Linked DNA regions of Homo sapiens: region 1 is linked to region 2. The links are chromatin loops, found by intact Hi-C in ENCODE. Cell type or tissue: pancreas. All regions are shown on one strand. Each heading gives the region's core, and the rest is flanking DNA. Links, peaks and the distances in the headings are about the cores only.

The links. A loop is a pair of places that touch in the nucleus more often than their neighbours do. Peaks named below come from ENCODE experiments on the same cell type or tissue, not always from the same donor. Only the 100,000 strongest peaks of a DNase experiment are listed, where the experiment ranks them.
Region 1: it touches region 2 in a loop (2.7-fold over the local background); 62 of 110 quality-filtered maps call a loop at or near these places.

Annotation. Positions count from the first base shown.
Region 1 is chr16:4,203,532-4,211,910 of GRCh38, forward strand. It overlaps SRL (sarcalumenin), which reads right to left. Exons shown (of 6, transcript NM_001098814.2): 2 at 1,002-1,103. Among named protein-coding and RNA genes, the nearest start is that of SRL, 34 kb to the right of the region's middle. In pancreas, for the core only: no CTCF peak of the experiment used is centred there; a DNase peak (open chromatin) is centred at 4,066.
Region 2 is chr16:4,335,501-4,343,735 of GRCh38, forward strand. GLIS2 (GLIS family zinc finger 2) reads left to right here. Exons shown (of 7, transcript NM_032575.3): 7 at 1,225-4,095. The coding sequence ends at 2,024. CORO7-PAM16 (CORO7-PAM16 readthrough) reads right to left here. Exons shown (of 31, transcript NM_001201479.2): 28 at 7,707-7,791; 29 at 5,868-6,004; 30 at 5,420-5,485; 31 at 4,751-4,905. The coding sequence ends at 4,819. PAM16 (presequence translocase associated motor 16) reads right to left here. Exons shown (of 5, transcript NM_016069.11): 2 at 7,707-7,791; 3 at 5,868-6,004; 4 at 5,420-5,485; 5 at 4,751-4,905. The coding sequence ends at 4,819. Among named protein-coding and RNA genes, the nearest start is that of GLIS2-AS1, 11 kb to the left of the region's middle. RefSeq lists enhancers at 4,042-4,788, 4,789-5,534. In pancreas, for the core only: no CTCF peak of the experiment used is centred there; DNase peaks (open chromatin) are centred at 1,901, 2,731, 3,381, 4,631 and 4 weaker places.

The sequences.
Region 1 (8,379 bases), core at 269-8,268, 130 kb before region 2:
TTTATTTAGAGAAAGGATCTTGCTCTGTCACCCAGGCTGGAGTGCAGTGGTGCAATCATAGCTCACTGCAGCCTCTAACTCCTGGGCTCAAGTGATCCACCCACCTCAGCCTCCCAAAGTGCTGGAATTACAGACATAAGCCACTGTGCCCGGCCTGAGCTGTTTTTTTTTAAAACCTCTCTCCTCCTTCCTCACCTCAGTAGTGTGTCTGAAACCTTGTCTCGGCCTGCTGCCTCACTGCAAGCCCTTTCTTTGGTGGATGAGAATTCCATCTCTGTTGCCCACCTCTGTGTGTGCTCCCTGAGGCTTAGAAGGCAAAGAGGCCCAGCACCCAGCAGGCGCGCAGAACAGCACCCTGGCCCTGGCGTTGGCCTGTCAGTGTACTCCCAGACACTCCCCGGAGGGGTGGGGTCAGATAACCCAGGTGGCCTCTTTCTAAGAGTTAGCTCCCTGCTGGGAGCCCACAGTGGGAAGGCCTATGGGGTGACGAGTCAGGCTAGCGAGACTCTACCCCTCGATCCGCCACCCTCTAGCCGTGGGCCAGGAGCAAATCGCTGCTAGCCTGAGCTCCAGTTAGGTGGCTCATTGATTAAGAGGAGACAAGCCCTGCTGCAATCCTTGGGTTTCAAAGATAAAATGAAACAGCACACATGAAACGGCTTTATAAACTAAAAATCACAGCGAGGGAGATGGCATCAGCACAGCATGGGGCTGCACTGGCTTCGCCCACACCAGGCCGTCTACTTGGATGGCCCTTCCTCCTCTGTGCCCACCTGGAACCCCAAGGCTTGGACCTTGCTCACAGAGCCTCCTCCACGAAGCCTCCCACCTTCAGGGCTCTCCTCTTCCCCAACGTCCCCTCCAGCCTCCAAGATAGATACAGCCCCGGCCTCCAAGATACAGCCCCGGCACGCCCTGGCTCTCAGGAGCCTCCAGGAGTCTGCCCGGGCCCTGGTGGCCGGGCTCTCCCAGCCCTGGGCATATCTCCCTCCCCTGGTTACCAGAGTAGTCATCGGATGGCTTGTCCTCATTCAGCATGAGGGTCTTCTCGATGTGGGAGCGGTCCCTCAATGGGGCTTCTTCATTTGCATCCTCCGTCTCTTCTGTGGAGAGAAGCAGACAGCCAAGTGAGAGCAAAGCTAACAGCCAGCTGAGCTCTGGGCCCCGGCACAGCAGACGAGGGCTGGGCCTCAAGCAGGGGCTCAACAGGGTCTTGCCAAGTTACACTGGACTGAGCTCTGCCTTTAGGAAGGAATTTGATCATCCAGACTCTATGAAGTTCCATGTGTAGTGTATTCGCATTCGGGGAGCTGGTCCACAGCTCAACCTGCAGAAACCTTCTTATCTATTTATTTCATATATTCAACAAATATGCATTGAACACCTTCGCCACGCCAGGCACTGAGCATCATGCTGGGAATACAGTGGTGCCCAAAACAGGCACAACTCCTTAGGCAGCTGCTCTTAGTCCAGTGGAGTCAGAGATGATAGTCTTTAAAGTAACGCTAGGGCCGAGTGCAGTGGCTCACACCTGTAATCCTAGCACTTTAGGAGGTCCAGATGGGAGGATCACTGGAGCCCAAAAGTTGGAGACCAGCCTAGGCAACATAGCAAGACCCCATCTCTACCAAAAAAAAACTTTCCAAGGAGTGGTGCACACCCATAGTCTCAGCTCAGGAAGCTGAGACAGGAGGATTCTCTCAGCTCAGGAGGTCAAGGCTGCAGTGAGCCATGACCACCCCACTGCACTCCAGCCTAGGTCACACAGCAAGACCCTATCTTAAAAAATTAAAACATCAAACATCTCAGGAGGCTTTAGGGCTAGGTAGGAGAATGCCTTTTGGCTTGAACCCCAGCCTGGGCAAAAGAGGGAGACCCTGTCTCAAAAACAATAAAAATAATTAATAAAATGTAATCATTACAGATGATGAGGTGGCCACAGAAGGAAACATTCTGAAAGCTAAGTGCGGCTCAGGAGTGTGCCTGCACCAGTGGTCTCAGCAGCACGGTCAGAGAAGGCCTCCCCAGGTCTCTGCTGGGGGGAGTGAGTTAGGTGACCAGTGGAGAGAAGCGTTCTGCAAAAGCCCCAGACGAGCCTTATTTAGCAAGAAGCAGGAGAAGGGGTGTCTGGCTGCAGCTGGGGAGGCCTGGGTGCTGGGGAGCTGCTGAGGTCCTCAGGGCTGACCGGGCAGGACCTTCCACAGGGCTTTGGGTTTCATCCCAAGAGCAATGGGAGCCAGTGAGGGGCTCTAGGCAGGCAGCCTAGCGTGATAGTGCATGCCTGTAGTCCCAGCTACTCAGGAGGCTGAGGTGGGAGGATCGCTTGAGCACTTGAGCTCAGGAGTTAGAAGCTGCAGTGAGCTATGACTGCACGACTGCAGCCCAGCCTGGGTGACAGAGTGAGACCTTGTCTCAAAAAAAAAAAAGTATGTAAATTAATTCTTCAACGAAGCCTGTGGGGAAGCCATCTTGGAGAGTGAAGACTTGACCTCGACCTCTACCCTGAAAGCCCCACTCCTGGTCTAAGTCCATGTACTAAGCAGATGCAGCCATGAAGGTGCCTGACCGACCCTCGTATTGGCTGCAATTCTCACACTGCCCGAGAGCTTAGCCCGGCCCTTCCCCCTCTGCTCCTGGCCCCGAGCCCTTTGAGGGCAGCTTTGGCTGCTTTAGGTGGGCACTTGAGAGTCAACAGCGGTCACAGCCTGAGTTCTCATCTCATGATCCTGACCCCTCAGTCCTGGTTCTGCAATGCTTCCTACAGCCTAGTCTTCAAGGGGAGACCCCAGTCCTAGCCCACTAAGGGAATCACCAGGGAAGTTCCCAACCCACCCCCATCCATTCCCTGCACGTCCCTCCACCCGCTGGCCCCGGGGCACCAATCATTCCATTAGCTCGCTGCTCCTTTAGGCTGAGGCACTGGCATGGGCTACGGCGCATCAGGGACCCTAAGGGGAGGTTCTGGGGCCCCTGACTCGGAAGTACCAGGGCCCCTCTGACCCCTCTCACTGGCCCCTCCAAGCTGGAGGCCAGTGGCCAATGCACAGCCTGAAGCCACCTCCCCGGGCCGGGACTGTGAAAAGGGCCTGCCACCCTCTGCCACCTTCTGTCCCTGCCTGTCCCCTACACACAAGACTTCCAGGGAGAATGCAGCTGCCCAAGGGACGGGGTTGCTGTTAGGGAATTAATTCCTACCCTGGGCAACAATGATGGGACTCTCCCTCCCCCTGATGTCCCTCCTCGGGCTCCTCTGCCTTCATATCCAGGGTCTCACTGCCCATGGACTCTGTATTCAATTCCTCCGGGCCAGGCTGGGCCCCTCTGTCCCTGTGACTTGTGGTTCCTGTGGCTTCCGGAAGCTCTGCACCTTCCTGGGGTTCCCTGGCTTCCTGGGGCTCCCTGGCTTCCTGGGGATCCCCACCTTCCTGGGGCTCCCCGCCTTCCTGTGGCGCTCCACCTTCCTGGGGCTCCTCGGCTTCCTGGGGATCCCCGCCTTCCTGGGACTCCTCGGCTTCCTGCAGATCCCCGCCTTCCTGGGGCTCCCTGGCTTCCTGGGGCTCCCCAGCCTCCTGGGGCTCCGTGGCCTCCTCGGAGGCGCCCTCTGCTTCTTCTGAGCTAGCCCCATCGCCGCTGTCCTCTTCGGACTCCTCTTCGGAGGGAACTCCTCCTTCTTCCTCGCTTCCACTTCCATCACCACTTTCCTCTTCAGAGGAGGCTTCATCTGCGTCCTCCTCAGTCATCTCTGGGGACTGGTTCTCCTCAGTGTCCCCTGCCTTAACGCTTTGGGCGCCCCCAGGCTCTGCACTGGCCTCTGCAGCTGGGCCGGGCTCCCCCTGGTCCTCGGTGCCCTCACTGGCTTGTGTGTCAATATCTGGCTCCGACTCTCCCCCAACAGCCGCGACGTCAGGGGCTCCCTCTGGCACTGCAGGCTCCTCGCCAGGCCCAGGGCTGCCCTCGGCCTCTGCGTTCAGTGGGCCGACCCCATCACCCTCTGAGTGAGGAGAGGCCCCCTCTGCCTTTGGCTCTGCTGTCCCTGCTACTGCTCCCTGCACCAGGCTGTCCCCTTGGACCTCCTGGACTTCCTCGGGGAGTTCATGGCCCCCAGCCTGTCCTCCTGCCTCTCCACTGGCAGTTCCCTCCGTGGGGAGCCCAAACCCAGTCTCCTCCTCTCCTTGTCCCTCTCCAGAACTGGGCTCCGGCCACTCCTCTTCCACAGGCCCCTTGGCCCCTCCTGGAGGGAGGGCGCTTGCCACTGGTGGGCCATTCTTTTCCTCCCCAGGCCCCGCAGCGTCCCTGTCGTCCCTTTCCCCAGGTGGAGGTGACTCTGTGGCTGAGGCATTGGAGAGGCTGGCTTCAGGATCGGGGCCCGCGCTGGCGGCAGACGCGGGGGTCTTCTTGGGGCTCTCGGCCTCCCTGCCATCTGGGTAGTGAAGGAGCAGTTTCTTGTCTTGAGGGGCTGTGTCTGCATAAAGCGCCCTTTCTTTCTCCTCTAGACTTGCGTCTCCAGCAGAGAAATGATTCTCCAACAAATTGCCAACATCTTCTGTGCCACCCGACGCGGAGACTTGCAGTTCTAAATGATTAGAACATGATTGGTCAGTTTCACAGGGTTGGCACCGGCTCTGTTTCTCAAGAGTCTATAATAACCTAGCTCCCGTCTTCTGGGATGTGGTGTTGGCCTGGTGTGCAGTGTTACGCCCACCAACCTGGGTCTTCAGGACTACCTCGTGCGTAGCGAGCAGAATAGGTGTTATTCTGCCTCCCTCCCAAGATGTAGAAGCTGTGGATCAGGGAGTTAAAGGACTGACCCGTTGTCCATCACTAACGAAGTGAGCAGCTGTGCTAACCCGAGAACCGCCCCCGCACCGCGACCCTGGCCCTGACCTTCAAGCTTCCGGGCTTGGTCCTGATGACTGTATATGGAGGGAAAGTTGGGCGAGCCCTTCCAGTCCCTCAACCTTGCTCACGGGCGTGTGCAGCTGGGCTCAACCTTGGAGATGCTTCCAAGAAGGGACAAATGCTTGTGCATCCCACCTCATGGCAGTTCCTACTGTCATTAACCAGCAGGCTTTTAATACTGCTCTCAGCGAAGGAGTGAAAACAGGTGTTTGCAGGCCGGATAATCTTAGGTTACACAGCACGGTGCTTAAGGGATTACTTGTGGCTCTCAACCTTATTAAGTCACACATCTAACCCTGTCCCAGTAAGGGCAGGCATTTGCTGGCCCCCCTACCTTAGATTAGAGGGTACATGGCCTGAGGAGGAGATATCTAAAACAGGCCGGGCCTGGCTTCCCAAAGGCTCTGGCCAACCCCTTCCAAGGGGATCCCCTTGTAAGGGACTGCAGCTTAACCCAGAGAGCAGAGGGCCCAGGAAGAGAGAAGAGTAGGGGCCTCATCTGTGCCAGAGACCTCTGTCAAGGATCAAGTTTAATATGTTTGGAAAATGGGGTCAGAAAAGGCTAAGTGTGGTGGCTCATGCCTGTAATCCCAGCACTTTGGGAGGTCGAGATAGGCAGATCACCTGAGGTTGGGAGTTTGAGACCAGCCTGGCCAACATGGTGAAACCCCATCTCTACTAAAAATATGAAAAATTAGCTGGGTGTGGTGACACACACCTGTAATCCCGGCTACTCAGGAGGCTGAGGCTGGAGAATGACTTGAACCGGGAGGTGGAGGTTGCAGTGAGCCGAGATCGCGCCACTGCACTCCAGGCTGGGCGACAGAGTGAGACTCCATCTCAAAAAAAAAAAGAAAAAAGAAAATGGGGCCCATTAGGCCCACCCCTCTGCCCCCTGCCCCCAGGCTAGGGTCTGTTTATGGGGGACATTGCAGGCTCATGGAGATGAGGGGACCACAGGTGTCCTGCCTTGGAGCAGCTGAGGCAGCCTCTGTTCTTCCTTGACTCTCAAGGCCCCTCTCCGAGGAAGAGTACCCCACCTATCTGCTGGATGCAGACAACCCCCCTCTCTCAGGCCACCACTTGCTACTCCCATCTCTCCCTCCCACAAAGAAAAGCCACTTCTTGGAGTACCCCTTCTCCCTCAGGGTACCCACCCTTGTTCCCCAAAAGCTGGGTGGCCTCCAGGGATCAGGAGCAAATATTTTCTCATTAGTTCCCATAGACAGCTAGCCTGTTGTCGAACTCAGAAAGATGTGAAGCTTGGTGCCTTTTATTATAGAGGAGCCCCGTGGATTGAAATATACAACTTTTCCCCCAGCACTTTCATATGCATGGCCATTTAACCTTCTTTACGACTGTCAGAGAGATTTCAGAGCTGAATAAGTGAAAGTCCAGAGATCTTTGCCCTGCCCTAGATACATCACCACTAGGTAGTTAATGGGTGACCGGAACCCAGAACTGCCCAGTCCCTGTCCAGGCTTCCATGCCATGCTGTGCTTAGCAGGGCACAGGGGACCCCTTCCTGCTGGAATCTCAGCTCCTGCCTGCACGTGCCTTCTCTTCAGGCTCAAGCTCCGTACTGGTCCTGGCTCCTGATTTGCAGGAATCCAATTTAATTCTGTGTTCCCAGGGCCTGGCACCCTGCCTGACCCACAGAAAGTGCTGGAAGAGGTCCGCGGTCAGATTGGGGTACCAAAACGAATTCCTGGTCCCTTAGTGGGGGACAGGACAGGGAGCTGACTGTTGCTCAGTTTAATCTCCTTTCATCACCACCTACATACCTGTAAGTCCTGACTCCTTCACCTACATCTCTATCTCTCCACCTTCCACCCCTGCAGAAAAATCTATGGTGGGAATTTGGTTTAATCAGAAGAGACTGAATGTCCTCTGAACAGCAGGATACGTATAATGTATATGACATACATCTGTATGTACATATCTGAGATACAGCCTGCCAGGCAATGCTTAAGCACTTTATATATAAAACAGTATCTTCATCATACTGAATTTTCTTAATCTTACTTGTTTTGGTAAAATGAGTATTACTCATATCTTTTTTTTTTTTTTTTTTTTTGAGACAAGGTCTCACTCTGTCACCCAGGCTGGAGTGCAGTGAACGCGATCTCGGTTCACTGTAATCTCCACCTCCCGGGTTCAAGCGATTCTTCTGCCTCAGCCTCCCGAGTAGCTGGAATTACAGGCGCATGCTAAGTTAATTTTTGTATTTTTAATAGAGACAGGGTTTCACCATGTTGGCTAGGCTGGTCTTGAACTCCTGATCTCAAGGGATCCACCCACCTCAGCCTCTCAAAGTGCTGGGATTACAGGCATGAGCCACCACACCCAGCCTCATATCTCTATTTTTACAGATGAGAAGTCTGGAACCAGAGACATTGAGGCCCTTGTTGAATGTCACACAGCTAATAACTGGCTTGGGCCATGTGACTTCAGAGCCACAGTATCCCCCGGGAGCCTGTTAGAGACGCAGACTTTTAAGCCCCAGCCTGGACCCATTGAATCAGAATCTGCATTTTAACAAAATGGCCAGGTGATTCCTGTGCACATTACAGTCTGAGAAGCGCTGGGCTACACTGCCTCACAAACTGCCCCTCAGCCAGCGACTCTCAGCATTGGCTGCATATTGAAATCACCTGCTTCTTGGTCCCATGCTTCCCTTTCTCTGCAGTTTTGATTTAAATAATCCAGGGTATAGCACCAGCATCATGATTAAAAAAAAAAAAAGTTCTTAGGTAACACACAAAGTTGCAAACCACTGCAACTACCAAATCAAATAATCTTGACCCCCAGGCTTCAGCTCCCAGGCCCTCCCTACTCGCAGGCCCACCCCACTAAGGATCCCCATTGTGGGCTCCCACGTTGGGGGGGGTCTCCTAGGGCCTGGCATTTGCCTTTGGAACAGCAGTAGTTAAGGCTTCTCCTCTGGGAATCCAGCCCTTTCCATGGGCTCCTGTTGTCCTTCAATGATGATGGTGATGACCGTGCCGATGATGAGGATCGTGATGATGATGATGATGGTGATGATGGTGATGGTGATGACCATGCTAATGATGAGGATCGTGATGATGATGATGGTGATGATGATGGTGATGACCGTGCCGATGATGAGGATCGTGATGATGATGATGATGGTGATGATGGTGATGGTGATGACCGTGCCGATGATGAGGGTCGTGATGATGATGATGATGGTGATGATGATGGTGATGACCGTGCCGATGATGAGGATCGTGATGATGATGATGATGGTGATGATGGTGATGGTGATGACCGTGCCGATGATGAGGATCGTGATGATGATGATGATGGTGATGATGATGGTGGTGACTATGCTGATGATGAGGATCGTGATGATGATGATGATGGCAGCAATGGTGGTGATGATGATGATGGTGATGACGACGATGACGACGATGGTGATGATGGTGAGAGTGATGATGACAATGATGATGAGAATGA
Region 2 (8,235 bases), core at 236-8,235:
GAGATAAGGGTTGATGTCATCGCCCAGGGGTCCCTTTTCCAATGCAGTTTGCTAGGGGAAGCATCCCCTGGGGGTCAGACCCCCACCCAGCACCTGCTCTTGGAGCACCAATGCCATTTCCTGGTTCCCGTGGGTATCTTCTGACTAATGCCACCTCTGTGATCGCAGAGGCCAGGTCGGCTTCACTCCTCACTACAGCCCAGGCCCATACCAGGACAGCTCTGGTTGTCAGAGCCACAGACATAATTTTACATTTCCTAATCGCTGCATAAAACACAGCAAAAATAAATGGGTGAAATTAATTGTAATATGGTTCGTTGACCCCGGTACATCCAACGTGTTATCAATTCATTATTAAAGACAAATCAGTGAGATATTGAAGTTCTTCATTTCATGACAAAGCCTCAAGGAGCTGATGTGTATGTTTTTTCCTGGTGTTTATTTCACCCTGGCAGCACATCTCCAGGTGGAGAGCCATGTATCAGGAGGTCAGTCACTACATGTGGCCCCCTGCTCTGGCCAGGGCAGCAGAAGATGCCTGGTGAACCTTCAGCCATTTGTTGAGTGAGGGCAGTAGCGCCCAGGCAGCACTCCCTGTGGCCAGGCCCACGCTGGGCGCCTCGTGCCAGGATGTGATCTCCAAGGCCATGGTGTCTTTTTTTTCTTGAGACAGACTCACTCTGTCACCCAGGCTGGAGTGCAGTGGCATGATCTTGGCCCACTGCAACCTCTGCCTCCCAGGTTCAAGTGATTCTCCTGCCTCAGCCTCTGAGGTAGCTGGGATTACAGGCACCTGCCACCACACCCAGCTAGTTTTCGTAGTTTTAGTAGAGACGGGGTCTCACCATGTTGGCCCTGCTGGTCTGGAACTCCTGGCCTCAAGTGATCTGCCTGCCTTGGCCTCCCAAAGTGCTGAAATTACAGGCGTGAGCCACCGGGCCCGGCCTCCAAGGCCATGTTCTGCTGCTGAAAGGCACATCCTCTGTAGCAGAGGGTGCAGGGCGAGGCTAGGCAGAGCTGGAGTCAACCAGGCTGAGTTTTCAGCCTCTGTGCCCTGCCTGGGGGCAGATCTCATGCCATGTGCTGGGGATGCCCCCTGCCCCCAGAATTGGGGCATCTATGTTCCCAGGGAGTGCTTGGCCCGGGGAAATGTTGAGTGCATGGGGTGAGACCCAGGAAGGGGAGAGACCCCTCATGGCGGCACTGCACTGCACCACCCTGCAGGTGAGAAGCCCTACGTCTGCCCCTACGAGGGCTGCAACAAGCGCTATTCCAACTCCAGTGACCGCTTTAAGCACACGCGCACCCACTATGTGGACAAGCCCTACTACTGCAAGATGCCCGGCTGCCACAAGCGCTACACGGACCCCAGCTCACTGCGCAAGCACATCAAGGCCCATGGCCACTTTGTGTCCCACGAGCAGCAAGAGCTCCTGCAGCTGCGCCCACCCCCCAAGCCGCCACTGCCCGCCCCCGACGGCGGCCCCTATGTCAGTGGGGCCCAGATCATCATCCCCAACCCAGCTGCCCTCTTTGGAGGCCCTGGCCTGCCCGGCTTACCCCTACCCCTGGCCCCCGGCCCCCTTGACCTCAGTGCCCTGGCCTGTGGCAACGGTGGGGGCAGTGGGGGTGGGGGGGGCATGGGCCCTGGGCTGCCAGGCCCCGTCCTGCCTCTCAATCTGGCCAAGAACCCGCTGCTGCCCTCGCCCTTTGGGGCTGGCGGACTGGGCTTGCCTGTGGTCTCCCTCCTTGCTGGCGCAGCTGGTGGCAAGGCCGAGGGGGAGAAGGGGCGTGGGTCGGTGCCCACCAGGGCCCTGGGCATGGAGGGCCACAAGACGCCCCTTGAAAGGACGGAGAGCAGCTGCTCCCGGCCAAGCCCCGATGGACTCCCCCTGCTGCCAGGCACCGTGCTGGACCTGTCCACGGGCGTCAACTCAGCTGCCAGCAGCCCAGAGGCGTTGGCCCCTGGCTGGGTGGTCATCCCGCCGGGCTCGGTGCTGCTCAAACCGGCTGTGGTGAACTGAGCCCATCCTGCGGACAGTTGTGGTGCCCCCCCGGCAGCTCCCGGCACTGCCCCCGACGAACGGAAACTCTTCTGTGAAATAGCAATAATGTCCTACTGCCCGGGCAGCCCCAGCCCAGCCCGCCGGGAGCAAGGATGGTGCTAGGTCATTCATGGCTGGCCTCCCAGCCCCCGGGTGGGGACCTGGCCTGTCATGCAGGGAGAGCTGTGCTCCTGGGTGCTGAAGCCTCGCTCCTGTCTGTCCCCCACCACCTGGCCCTCAGCTTCTGAGAGGCTTTCCCCTGCCCGACCTCCTCCCGTTTCCCTCTCCCACCCTGGCACCTCCCTCACCTAGTGACCACCCATGGCAAGTTGCCCTCTCCCAGCAGAGGGGGTGGGTGGGGTGGCATCTGCCCTCCCTGCTAGCACCAGGCTCCCCCTTCCTGAGAGGAGCCCCCAGGGACCAGAGGCCTGCCCTTCCCTCCTAGGCTTACCCAGCCCCTGCCCTGGGGGCTCCTTGGACCCCTTTCCCTCTGACCCTGCCTCCAGAGGGAAAGCAAGACAGATGCAGGCCCCTGCAAAGCCCCAGGTAGAAGCATGCCCCCCAGGACAAGGCGCCTCCCACTAGTTAGGAGGAGGCCCGCTCTGCAGCCGCCGTCCTCACCCCAGGCCAGGCCTGCAGTACCAGACGGGATAGCTGGCCACTCCACCCCTGCACCCCAGGGTCTCCTCCCTCTACCTTTTGGGGCACCCTGGGAGCGTGGGAAGCAGGTCCGAGGGCCCCTGAGCTGGCAAGGGGAGGTGCCAGGCCAGCTGTGGTGCCAAGATACTGAGTGACCTGGGCCCTGGCTCAGGGAGCATGTGGGGCCAGGCCCAGCGCCCCGTCTTCCTCCTTCTACCCCCGCTGGGCCTGGCCTGGGCAGCGCCCCCTGCAGAGGCCTTTGGGTCCTTGGTCCTGTAACAGGAAGGGGGAGGCTGGCTGGGGACGACCGACCACAGGCTGGGACACAGCTCCTGGTCTGGGGGCTCCAAGTGACAGCATGCAGGGGAGGGGGCTCCCAGTCAGTGCTGTGTTGGGAGCTTTCTGGAGGCTGTGGACTGAAGGCCTTGAGGGAAGCAGTGGCTGGAGGAGGGTGCTGGACCCATGACACGTTGCTTCCTCTGGCTTTTCCCTGCTGGGCCGCTTTCTCAGAGGCACTTCCCCACCCCTAACACCCAGTGGGCCCCCCCAGGTTCTGTGCCACTCAGAGGGACCCTGGCAGGGGCCAGAACCACTTAAGGGTGGTGCTGGAGGGCCTTGTGCCCCAGTCCCATCCCAGGACGCCCTGAGGGATGGACGCAGCCATGCACCCCCCATCTGGGGCCTCTCCCTGCTCCCTCTCCCACCTGGCAGCTGGGAGTTCTGGCTTCTAGGCCTGCCCTGTCACCAGGCCTCTGAGTGGCCAGGCCCTTCCACCTCCCCATCTGTAAAACGAGGCAGCTGCCCGGACAGCCTTGGGGTCCTTAGTGGCCCTGCAGGTCCTCTGGCAGCTCTGCTGACCCCACCCTCTCCCGGACTGCCCTTCTGTCCCAGAGGGGTCACCCTGACCCGGCCCACCTTGCCACTGGGCTTTGGACTCCAGCCCTGACAGGGCCCAGCCACACTGGCTCTGCCCCTCGAAGGGGCTATGAGCAAGGTAGGAGGGAGCTGGTCTCCTTTCTTCGGGCCCCACCCAGGCCCTGAGCACCCCCCACCCCTGTGAGGGCCCCAGGCCTTAAGTCCCTGGCGGGGTCATGGGTTTGCGACTTGAGCAGAGCGGAGGAACAGGGCACTGGAAGGCCGACGAGCTCAGCATGCGACTCGGTGACGGACCAGGCTCGGCAGGGCCGGTGTACTTTTTGTGGTTGTCATTGGTGTGTTGTTGCACATTCCAGGACGTCAGTATTTTAACAGGTTCTAAGTGCCTTTCTATCGTAGCTTATGTTTTCCTCCTCTTGGCTCCATTGCTGTTAGCATAGAGTTTTAAAAAAAGAGATAAGCTAATGACTATAACAATATATTCCTCCATGGGAGAGGAAGTTTATAAAGAAACAATAAAAGTGAGTTGCAAAGATGGCTTGTATGTCGTGGATGTGCCAGGAACCCGGCCCTGACATGAGGCCACCACTGCCCTGAGCCCCTGCAGGCCTGATCCGGGCTTTCTCCCCGACCCTGCAGGTGCCCCTCCCTCTCAATCTGCCGCTTAGAGCAGGAACTGGAAGGTTGGGAAGGAGGTAGGTGCTGAGGGCGCACAGGTGACAGGAACTGAGACAGAAGATTCCAGGCGGAGCATCCCAAGGTCCAAGTCCTCAGCCCACTACTGCCCGCTGCGGCTTTGGAGAGTGGTGGGCAAAGGCCCTTCTCCCCCCAGCCACATTCTGGGGTACTGTGCCCAGATTACTGAGGTGCTAGGTTCAAACCTGCCCCAGGGACAGGGTGGCTGCCGACAAGAGCTCTGGGGCCAGGAGACCGCCACCCCGTGGGAGGGGCAGGGGCGCTATGGGAGGGAGCCTCACCCTGGCACGGGTGCTGTGGAAGCAGGAGCGGCTGCATCCTGTACGTGACAGGACTCAGCTGGAGCCCACTGGCTGGCTGCCCGCCAACCTTACCCAGCCCGGCCCTTCTGGGCTGTTAAAGGCTGCTGCCTCCCCATCTCCAGCACCCACAGCCCTGCAACCGGCAGGAGGAGCAACCTGCCTTCTGGAATCTGGACACATGCAAACGAGAAATGCAGAAAAGAAATTTATTACCAAGCTATAAATTAGAGGCGGCGGGGTGGGCGGGGGGAGCCGAGCAGTCACGTATGGGGCATCTGCCCTTTTTCTCTGTCCTCCTGGGCCTGGATTTTGAGTTCCTCATCCAGGCGCTCCTTTGCGCGGACCACCTAGTGGGTCACGGATAATCAGGCCGGGAGGCCAAGCCTCCGCCCCATACCCCTTGCCCACATGGGATGGCCTATTCCCATCAGCCCAGGTCCATTTTTTGAAGGGCAGTGGGTGGATACCAATGCTTCCTTCAGTGGCACCCCAGGGTCGGGGTGGCCTGGGGAGACAGAGCTGGGCTGCAGGGCCCAGCGCATGCTGTGACCTCTGTGAGCTGAGAGCTGTTTCTAGCACCCCACCCACGGGGGCTCCTGCTCCTTCGAAGTCCCAGCTGCTGGGAGGGAGGGCTCTATCTGGGGTGACACAGCCTGAGTGGCTGGACCCCGCAAAGCTGAAGCAGTCAGAGGGGTGGCAGTTCAGGGGGCCTCCCTGAGGCTGGGGCACCATGGGAAAGCCTGGCACAGTTTTCTGTGTGCCAAGCCCTTAGCTGGCCAGCTCCCCCAACTAGGAATTGAGCCCCAGGTGAGAAGAAGGGGTCCCATGACTTCATTCCTCCCAGAATCAAAGACCACTCACCTTTGACTGCAGGTAGAAGGAGCCACCCACGGATTTATCATTCACCTTAAATAAGTGTTCATAGTTCTGCAGAGGAGAGGGGACGGGTGAGAGGGCTGCAGACTGCAGGCAAGAGATGTTGGGCAGGCTATGTGGGGCCACGTGAGAGAGGCAACAGGACTCCTCTCCACCCTGTGTGCCACACCCAGCTGTTGTGGCCACTGAGAGGCAGAGATGGGGACGGGTACCCTGGAGGGCAACTGAGCTGCTACTGGAAGGCACTCTTTGTCTCTAGACTGTCCTGCCTCAGGCCTAAAACTTCACGAGCAACAGTGGCTCCCGAAAGTTGGAGTCCGAGCTGGGTGCAGCTGCAGCCTCCACATCGGACCTCCCTGGCCAGGCCTCCCTTCACTCTTCCCACCCTGGCAGCCTCTCCCTCTCAAACTTTGGGGTGGCCCAGTGGCCTCACCTTCTGGACCTCCTCAGGGCTCAGCTTGGACACGTTGAGAATCTGCTGTGCCTCCTGGAGGCTGAGGCCGGAGAGGTTGGAAGCGGCTGCAGACCGGTGTCCAGCGCGTCCTCGGGCATCAGCTGCGGCCCGGCTGGCTGTGTGGACATGTGGGTGATCGCTCAGTCCTCAGCAGCCCACACTTCACCCTGGGCCTTCCGAGTTGGTGGCTCACCCCTGCCACCAGCACAGGATGAGAGACACAGGGACAGGTGGCTAGGAGCTGCCTCTTCTCCAGGAGTGGTTTCCTTTTTAGGGGGTAGAGGCTGGGAAAGTGAGGACAGACGTGCCTCACTGGAGGGTAAGGGCAGGATCTGACCGCTAATCCTGGCTCCTGGTCCCCAACCTAGACCATGAGATGACCCTGTCCCCCAACCCCCATATCCCAGGGGAACAGCAAATTGGGGAGCTTTAGGCTACGATGGAGACTGTATAGTGGGGCTGCGGGCATGAGAGGGCTCTGCAGGGGCCCAGCTGCCCACCTGTCACCTAGACCACCAAAGCCACTGCCTTGGGTGACCTCTCCCCTTTCAGTGACCCCAGAACCTAGAATCAGGAGCTGCTAAACTTTTCCTAAAGGCTCAGAGAGTAGCTATTTTAGGCTTTGCGGGCTAATGAGCCTACACTGGAACCATTCAACTCTGCCTTGAAAGCAGCCTGTCGGCCGGGCACAGTGGCTCACGCCTGTAATCCCAGCACTTTGGGAGGCCAAGGAGGGCAGATCACGAGGTCAAGAGATCGAGACCATCCTGGCCAAAATGATGAAAACCTGTAAAATACAAAATTACTAAAAATACAAAAATCAGCTGGGTGTGGTGGCACATGCCTGTAGTCCCAGCTACTGGAGAGGCTGAGGCAGGAGCATTGCTTGAACCCGGGAGGCAGAGGTTGCAGTGAGCCAAGATCGCACCATTGCACTCCAGCCTGGGCAACACAGTGAGACTCCGTCTCAAAAGAAAACAAAAGGGCTGGGTGCGGTGGCTCACGCCTGTAATCCCAGTACTTCAGGAGGCCGAGGTGGGCATATCACGTGAGGTTGGGAGTTCAAGACCAGCCTGACCAACACGGAGAAACCCCGTCTCTACTAAAAATACAAAATTAGCCGGGCATGGTGGCGCATGCCTGTAGTCCCAGCTACTCAGGAGGCTGAGGCAGAAGAATTGCTTGAACCCGGGAGGCAGAGGTTGCAGTGAGCCAAGATCGCACTATTGCACTCCAGCCTGGGCAACAAGAGCGAAAACTCCGTCTCAAAAAAAAAAGATTTATTTACAAAACCAGGGCCGGGCGCTGTGGCTCACACCTGTAATCCCAGCACTTTGAGGCAGGCGGATCACCTGAAGTCAGGCGTTCCAGACCAGCATGGCCAACATAGTGAAACCCCGTCTCTACTAAAAATACAAAAATTAGCCTGGTATGGTGTCGGGTGCTTGTATTCCCAGCTACTCAGGAGGCTGAGGGAGGAGAATCACTTGAACCAGGAGGCAGAGGTTGCAGTGAGCCAAGATTGCCCCACTGCATTCCAGCCTGGGCGACAGAGTGAGACTCCATCTCCAAAAAAAGAAAAAACAAGTTTACAAAATCAGGTATCCAGATGGGCCAGTGTGCCAGCTCCTGCCCTGGATGCTCTTGCTAACCAGGTACCACTGAAGAATGCCCCGGTCTGGCATCACCCCCCACCATGGGAAGTGCCTCAGGCCACGCACACTTCAGAACCGCCAGGCCTGAGGTGCCCATGGCTACGGGGAAAATCTGACCTGGAGAGGAACTCCCAGCCCACAGGGGAGACGGACCCATGCTTACCTGCAAACTCCTGCCGCAAGGCCCGTGCAAAGGCCCTGCCCACCACCTGCACGCCCATCACAATGATCTGGGCCAGGTACTTGGCCTGTGGGCAAAGCAGGCACCCGGTTAGCAGGCCACTCCCTGTGGGCCCACAGAGATGGGCCCTGGAAACGGCTGCCGAGGGGCAAGGCTCCCGGAGACCCGAGGTCATGAAGCACAGAGCTGCAGCCCCAGGCCAACCCCTCCAAAGCACCCTGAATGAAAGCTTCCATGGTGGGTGGCTTAGTTACTCACTGGACAGGCAGGCAGGCGGGTGAACTTGACCGAGCTCCCAGAGGCAGACTGGCCCCACCTCATCCTTCAGGAAAGGCGTAGAGGAGCAAGGCAAAGTGGCTGCAACCACCGGCTTCAGGAAGAAACACTGTGGTCTGGGAGCCAGAACACAGGGACAGCCCTGGACCTGGCAGTAACTCACTCTCGACCCTGGGGCCGACCATCACTCTTCCTGAGTTTCTGAGATCATCAGGCCCAACCTTTACTTTACCAA